Linked DNA regions of Mus musculus: regions 2 and 3 are each linked to region 1. Evidence: chromatin loops called from intact Hi-C (ENCODE). Cell type or tissue: gastrocnemius. All regions are shown on one strand.

Region 1 (2,500 bases):
AGGGGGGGGAGTGGCGCACGTCTTTAATCCCAACACTTGGGAGGCAGAGGCAGGTGGATTTCTGAGTTCGAGGTCAGCCTGGTCTACAGAGTGAGTTCTAGGACAGCCAGGGCTACACAGAGAAACCTTGTCTCGAAAAAAAAAACAAAAACAAAAAAGAAAAAAACACAAAAACAAAAACAAAACTGTCCACACATTAGCTGGGACCCTTCTCTTTACAAGGTGCAACCTAATTCTTTCTTCCTAAATATGAAGCAGTTTTTACTTTGCGTTACTTTTAGCAAATGCAAAGTGGCAAACATCTATATCCCAAAGCCCTTGACTATGGTGGCCTATATTAACATTAGTAAACAGTAAAAAGTCCCACATAAAAAGCATTAAATGTTAAATAATATGGAAATATCTGCCACATTCTTACCAACTGTTCTGTATGTAACATCATCTTCACACTTACCATTTACTAGCACATATATTTATATTTAGAGTGTGTTAGATTGGTTACTAGACTGGCAAGACTTATTTTGAGGTAGCACTCTGCATAGAACAGGAACTATTAGTGAATCTCGTACATACATGTACACTGGTATTCTTGTTCTATTAACTTGGTCAAGTTATCCTGATATCGGAATGTTTAGAATACAGATTTTTTTTTTTTCTGGGCAGACCTAGCACCAACACGAAACATTCAGGAAAACTAAGCCTTACATCGGCATGGACTAAAGGCTCCCTAACCGACCCCACACCCGAACACTACGGCGACACGATTGTTACGGTTATGGTTCTAATTCTCCTAATGGAAACTTACATTTGAAGGCCAGCATCACCGGCGAAGACAAACTGGCATCCTTCCCCTCTCTCCTTTGGTTATGTGGGAAGGTGTCATGCTTCCTCTTCCTGAACCCTCCTGGTCCTTAGGCAGAAAAGAAGAGATGGATGGAGCCCTTGCGATGCCGCGCTAGCACAGCCCAGGCTATCCCCTTCGTCCCCCGGTACCCACAGGGCTCGACCTCTCCAGCCACACACAGGTCCCCAAACTCGTGCACTGGTGCAGGGGTCGCACAAAACGCGGCTTGAGACCCCAGGCACCCGGCTGCGCTCTGGGTCGGTCCGCAGGGTCCCCTGGGGGCGTGCGATGGATGGCACGGTGACAGCCGAGCACAGGGGCCAGGCCCTGCCAGCCCCTCCCCTCCACGCGCCGGCCCCGCACCTTCTTTGCCGTTCATGGCCGCGGGGCCTCGGCTTGCACGCGCAGGGATCGCAGCCGCCGGGCCAGCTCAGCGAAAGGCCGTCGCGGGACGCCGCGCTGAGCCCGTGGGTGACAGCGCACACCACCCTGGTCGCAGTAGGCGGCCGCCGGAAGCGGATCCTTCACGCAGCCTCAGCCGGGAGCTGCGTCCGCCGCGGAGTCCCCTCGGCCGCACACACTTCCGGCCCGTGTCCCACACCGCCTGGGCGGGCATGCGGGCGGGCGCGCTCCTGCAGCAGCGCACGTTTCCGGCCGGGCTCCCGGCGCGCTCCCTGTGCTGCACATACTTCCGGTCTGTGTCCCGGCTTCTCCCACGTCCAAGTGCCTACCCGGCGCTCTCTCTCAGTCGCGCATGCTTCCGGTGTGCCAGGTTGTGGTGCAAGCCGTTGAGTGCCTACCTGAGCTGTGTAGTCCTGTCGCGGGCAGCGGCCTCCTGTCCCCTCGCCTCTCTGAGCAGCCTCCTGCGTCCATGCATGCCCTTGGCATGTGCTGGGTGCGTGGCACCTGGAAGTGTCGCAAGGTCTTCGAAGAGAAGCAGCTTTGGAATAGATGGAAAGTTTGGTCACATTGTCAAGCCCTAAGGCTGTTGTTTGAGCACATGCTACCTCACCTAGCTAGTACCATTCCTTTGAGGCTTCCAGCAGCCCATTAGAGACCATGCTCAATTAAGATTACTTATTGAACAAAGCCCAACATCTTGAGTCAAGTTCAGCCATGTGCATGTTACAGACATTTTAGTCACACAGTCTGTTCTTGTTAACTTAGGAACAGACACACTTATGGAAATGATATACGTAGAATTAGCCAGTGAAGTCAAGGCCACAACAGCATCACAGGAGGGTCTCCCAGCTCAAAAATCAGGCCATAAGCTGTCACCATTGAATCAGCAAAAAGCTAGATGGTTTGGGCAGAGTCCTGCATGAAAAGGCTGTGGGGGAACAACAATGGATGAATGTTGGACACATAACCATCTTGAATTTCTGTGACTTCTGAGCCCACATTCACCAGTTGTCTTAGCGTTTGTATTCCTGCACAAAACATGACCAATAAGTTGGGGAGGAAAGGGTTTATTCAGCTTATACTTCCACATCGTTATTCATGCCAAAGGAAATCAGGACAGGGACTCACACAGGAAGGAACTTGGAGGCAGGAGCTGATGTAGAGGCCATGGAGGGGTGTTTCTTACTGGCTTGCTTCCTCTGACTTGCTAAGCCTGCTTTCTTATAGAACCCAGGACCACTAGCCCAGGGATGG
Region 2 (2,500 bases), 150 kb after region 1:
CTACACAGAGAAACCCTGTCTCAAAAAACCAAAAAGAAAAAAAAAAAAAAGAAAGAAAGAAAAGGAAAGGAAAGGAAAGGAAAGGAAAGGAAAGAAAAGAAAATGGTGTTAACTACTGGCATAGCATGGAAATACCCTTTGAAAGGCACTTTTGTCAAGAGTGGTGGTGTAGACTATAATCCTAGCTCTCTGGAGGTGAGGGCATGAGGAATGCAAGATCCAGAAAGCCTGGGGCTTCACAGCTAGTGCCAAAGCCAGAGAACAAACCAAGAAAATCTTGTTTCAAAAATAATTAATTAAGATTTTTTTTAACTCTCCCCCGAGGATGGAGAGATGGCACAAGGGTTAAGGGTCATTCCTTCAGCAACCACATTGGGGCAGCTCACAATCTGTAACTCAATTCCCAGAGCTGGCCTCTGATGCACCAGACACCTCGTGGTGCACATACACACATGCAGGTACACTCATACACATAAAAATAAGCAAATTCTCACCCCACCCCACCCGTAATTGTGCAAACCCACGGAGTGAAAGCACACGAAGTCTCCACCTTGATAATTGCTCGTGAATATTGTAAGTGACCAACACTCTGTTGGAAACCAAACGGGGCAAACCACCAGTTAAAACTAGAAGAGGAAGGAAGTGGGGGGCGGAAGGGGGTAGTGTAGAAGGTAAGTTGGACAGAAAACAGTGGCAATGGGTATCCTACTCAGAAACTTGTGCAAACATAACGAATAGAAGACAGTAATTTCCTGAGGTTCCAAGTAAGAGTTAAAAAAAAAAACTCTACGCGCATATTGTAGCCGAATATTTTTCTCTCTCAGGAATACTTAAGGTAGAGGGCTGGGGAGAAGGCGGGAGGTGGAGACCCAAAAGTCTTCTCGGGCTAGGTCAGGACTAAGATTACTACTCAACAGGCAGAACTCTAATGCTCCCCTCATGTTGTGTGCGGGGGCTCCCGGCCTGACGGGGAGAAGGGACAGAGGGACCGCCATCGATACAAACTTGTAAAAGCAGACGCGTTAACCGAGGCGCAGACACATGGTTGCCGTGGATACCAAGCCACGTACCCAACTGGGTTAGGACCCGCTCTTTAAGACAAGCAAGGGTCGTGGGCTGGGGACATAGGGATCGGGGAGGGACTGTCCTTCCCGCGACGTTGCCCTGGGCCTTGGTCCTCCCAGGCGCCTACCGCATAGAGGAGCACACTGCTAGGGCTGGCCGAGCCGACCGAGAATCGGGAGCTGGAGGAGCTAGGAACGTCCATGGCGCGGCTGCCGTCCCTGGCGGGGCCTGGGCTGGTCTGCTACACGGCTGTAGTGCAGCCGCTGGGGGCGGTTCTTTCGCACGGGGCGGCTCCCGTCTGCCCAGGACAGTGGCACTCCGTACGGCCACTGCACGGGACCCCGGGCACCGCCATCTTAACCAGGCCCGAGGCCGCGCAGGGACCGTGACGCACGCGCAGAAGCCGCGCCGGAAGCGGAAGTGGTGGGCACTGGGCGGGATCTGGGGGGGTCTCCGTGCTGATTCCCATGGCGGCGGAGCACGATTCGGACTCCGTTGAGCCTCCTGGTTCGGAGGCACTCCTGGACGCCGTTCTGCGGACCCTCTACGACCTGGGTGAGCGTAGCTCCTGGGAGGAGGCGGCCAAAGACAGTGAAACGCATCCCGAGGCGGCGGGACCACGGCCCACGTGGTCTCCTGGAGCCATGTCCGCAAGCGCTACCCTCTCCGGGACCTTCTCCCCCACTTGTTGGCCGACCTTTTGCTCTCCTTCTCACTGTGCAGGAAAATAAAATCAGAGATGGTTACTAAAGGCAGGCCACTCGCAGAAGGACAGGCACTGGCAGGCAGAAGAGCTCACGTTGATTGCCTGACTTTTAGAACCAGACACGTAACAAACGCTGTATTGTTTTTATTTTGGAGCGGTTGCTCAAAATTCCAAGCTCACTTACACGATTAAAAAGCAAAAGCAAGCTGAGAACTTGGAAGAACGTACCAGGTGTACATGTACATGCATTTTTGTGTGTTTCCCTCATTAACTGTCAGAGCAACCCATATATGTACACACATCTTCATAAAGGTCCTCCTTAAGAGCTCGAGTCTCAAGGTCTAGGGCCTGATGTCACATTCTGCGCTGTGTTAGGTTCTTTGTGTCCACCGACAACACTTGGCCTCCGACTTTCACAAGTTTGTTTGTTTGGGTTTTTTTTTTTTTTTTCTTTTTGGTTTTTCAAGACAGGGTTTCTCTGTGTAGCCCTGGCTGTCCTGGAACTCACTCTGTAGACCAGGCTGGCCTCGAACTCAGAAATCCGCCTGCCTCTGTCTCCCAAGTGCTGGGATTAAAGTCGTGCGCCGCCGCCACCACCACCACCTGGCTGACTTTCACAAGTTTTAAGACTAATTTTTAAAATCCTAGATACAGTTGATATTCACACATGCAGGAATTCATTACGGTAGTTACTTCCCAGCTACCTGGACTTTACCTATTCATTTTTAT
Region 3 (2,500 bases), 120 kb after region 1:
GACAGCCGCTGAGGTCCGGCGACACACGTCAAGTCTGGTCCGTGCCGGACCCTCCTCTGACTTCCGTGCTGGCTCGTCCGCGCACGCGCCTTAAGACGCTGCCGTTTCCGCGCAGGCGCATTGTCCGCACTCCGCCCCGGGCGCAGGCGCAGTGCGAGCGGCTCGACTCTGGCACAGGCGCAATGCAGCGCTCGGCTCCGGCGCAGGCGTTTGGGTGTTGCTCCCGCCCCGCTTCCTCCGCTGCCTTCTCCACCGGGCTCGGGTGGGGCCCGGAGGCGGCGAGTAACAGCCACTGCGGGCCGCGGGAGCAAGACGAGTGGCAGCCATGTCGGACAGCGGGGCGAGCCGCCTGCGGAGGCAGCTGGAGTCGGGGGGCTTCGAGGCGCGGCTGTACGTGAAGCAACTGTCGCAGCAGTCGGACGGCGACCGCGACCTGCAGGAGCACCGGCAGCGGGTGCAGGCGCTGGCAGAGGAGACGGCACAGAACCTGAAGCGCAACGTCTACCAGAACTACCGGCAGTTCATCGAGACGGCGCGGGAGATCTCCTACCTGGAGAGCGAAATGTACCAGCTGAGCCACCTGCTGACTGAGCAGAAGAGCAGCCTGGAGAGCATCCCGCTGGCACTGCTGCCCGCCGCCGCCGCGGGCGCCTCTGCGGGTGAGGACACGGCCGGCGCGGGGCCGCGGGAGCGCGGGGCGGTCCAGGCGGGCTTCCTGCCCGGGCCGGCGGGCGTCCCTCGAGAGGGTTCCGGGACGGGCGAGGAGGGCAAGCAGCGAACGCTCACCACGCTGCTGGAGAAGGTGGAGGGCTGCAGGGACCTGTTGGAGACGCCAGGTCAGTACCTGGTGTACAACGGGGACCTGGTGGAATACGATGCGGACCACATGGCCCAGCTGCAGCGCGTGCACGGCTTCCTCATGAACGACTGTCTGCTGGTGGCCACCTGGCTGCCACAACGGCGAGGCATGTACCGCTACAACGCACTCTACCCGCTGGACCGCCTGGCGGTGGTCAACGTCAAAGACAATCCGCCCATGAAAGACATGTTCAAGCTTCTCATGTTCCCCGAGAGCCGAATCTTCCAGGCGGAAAATGCCAAGATCAAGCGCGAGTGGCTGGAAGTGCTGGAGGAAACCAAGAGGGCCCTCAGCGACAAGAGGAGGCGGGAGCAGGAGGAGGCAGCAGCCCCGCGTGCGCCACCACCGGTCACTTCCAAGGGCAGCAACCCGTTTGAGGACGAGGATGATGAAGAACTGGCCACCCCTGAGGCGGAGGAGGAAAAGGTTGACCTTTCCATGGAGTGGATCCAAGAGCTGCCGGAAGACTTGGATGTTTGTATTGCACAGAGGGACTTTGAGGGTGCCGTGGACTTGCTGGACAAATTAAATCACTACCTGGAAGATAAGCCCAGCCCACCTCCTGTGAAAGAGCTGAGGGCCAAAGTGGACGAACGAGTGCGACAGCTCACCGAGGTGCTTGTGTTTGAGCTCTCCCCGGATCGCTCTCTGAGAGGCGGCCCCAAGGCTACTCGGAGAGCCGTGTCTCAGCTGATCCGGCTGGGCCAGTGCACGAAGGCTTGCGAGCTGTTTCTGAGGAACAGGGCCGCAGCCGTGCACACTGCCATCCGCCAGCTCAGGATTGAGGGCGCCACGCTGCTCTACATTCACAAGCTGTGCCACGTCTTCTTTACCAGCCTCCTAGAGACCGCGAGAGAGTTTGAGACGGACTTTGCAGGCACTGACAGTGGCTGCTACTCTGCCTTTGTGGTCTGGGCAAGGTCGGCCATGGGCATGTTCGTGGATGCTTTCAGCAAGCAGGTTTTTGACAGCAAGGAGAGCCTGTCCACCGCTGCTGAGTGTGTGAAGGTGGCCAAGGAGCACTGCCAGCAGCTGGGAGAGATTGGGCTGGACCTCACCTTCATCATCCACGCCCTGCTGGTGAAGGACATCCAGGGCGCCCTGCACAGTTACAAGGAGATTATCATTGAAGCCACCAAGCACCGAAACTCGGAGGAGATGTGGCGCCGCATGAACCTGATGACTCCTGAGGCCCTGGGCAAGCTCAAGGAGGAGATGAAAAGTTGCGGGGTCAGTAACTTTGAGCAGTACACGGGAGATGACTGCTGGGTGAACTTGAGCTACACGGTGGTAGCCTTCACCAAGCAGACTATGGGCTTCCTGGAGGAGGCATTGAAACTGTACTTCCCTGAGCTCCACATGGTGCTCCTGGAGAGCCTGGTAGAAATCATCCTGGTGGCTGTGCAGCATGTGGACTACAGCCTGCGCTGTGAGCAGGACCCCGAGAAGAAGGCCTTCATCAGGCAGAACGCATCCTTTCTCTATGAAACTGTCCTCCCGGTGGTGGAGAGGAGGTTTGAGGAAGGTGTGGGGAAGCCCGCCAAGCAGCTGCAGGACCTCCGGAACGCATCCCGGCTCCTGCGGGTGAATCCCGAGAGCACGACTTCTGTGGTCTGAGGCTCTGCTCTGTGTCTTTGTGTG

Evidence for each region. A loop is a pair of places that touch in the nucleus more often than their neighbours do. Peaks named below come from ENCODE experiments on the same cell type or tissue, not always from the same donor. Only the 100,000 strongest peaks of a DNase experiment are listed, where the experiment ranks them.
Region 2: a loop joins it to region 1, with 8 times the contacts of the local background. A loop is called at or near these places in 3 of 42 quality-filtered maps.
Region 3: a loop joins it to region 1, with 3 times the contacts of the local background. A loop is called at or near these places in 13 of 42 quality-filtered maps.

What each region holds. Positions count from the first base shown.
Region 1 is chr8:125,011,920-125,014,419 of GRCm38, reverse strand. It overlaps Tsnax (translin-associated factor X), which reads right to left and starts at 1,379. Exons shown (of 6, transcript NM_016909.3): 1 at 1,208-1,379; 2 at 806-910. The coding sequence starts at 1,223. In gastrocnemius, a CTCF peak has its summit at 1,439; a DNase peak (open chromatin) is centred at 1,465; H3K4me3 peaks cover 1,780 bases; H3K27ac peaks cover 1,491 bases.
Region 2 is chr8:124,862,005-124,864,504 of GRCm38, reverse strand. 2810004N23Rik (RIKEN cDNA 2810004N23 gene) reads left to right here and starts at 1,476. Exons shown (of 7, transcript NM_025615.2): 1 at 1,476-1,620. The coding sequence starts at 1,533. It overlaps Gnpat (glyceronephosphate O-acyltransferase), which reads right to left and starts at 1,472. Exons shown (of 16, transcript NM_010322.3): 1 at 1,193-1,472. The coding sequence starts at 1,267. In gastrocnemius, a CTCF peak has its summit at 1,346; a DNase peak (open chromatin) is centred at 1,450; H3K4me3 peaks cover 2,304 bases; H3K27ac peaks cover 2,209 bases.
Region 3 is chr8:124,895,452-124,897,951 of GRCm38, reverse strand. Exoc8 (exocyst complex component 8) reads left to right here and starts at 247. Exons shown (of 1, transcript NM_198103.2): 1 at 247-2,500. The coding sequence starts at 326. The coding sequence ends at 2,476. Sprtn (SprT-like N-terminal domain) reads right to left here and starts at 58. Exons shown (of 5, transcript NM_001111141.2): 1 at 1-58. In gastrocnemius, CTCF peaks have their summits at 983 and 1,190; DNase peaks (open chromatin) are centred at 151 and 1,084; H3K4me3 peaks cover 2,152 bases; H3K27ac peaks cover 1,924 bases.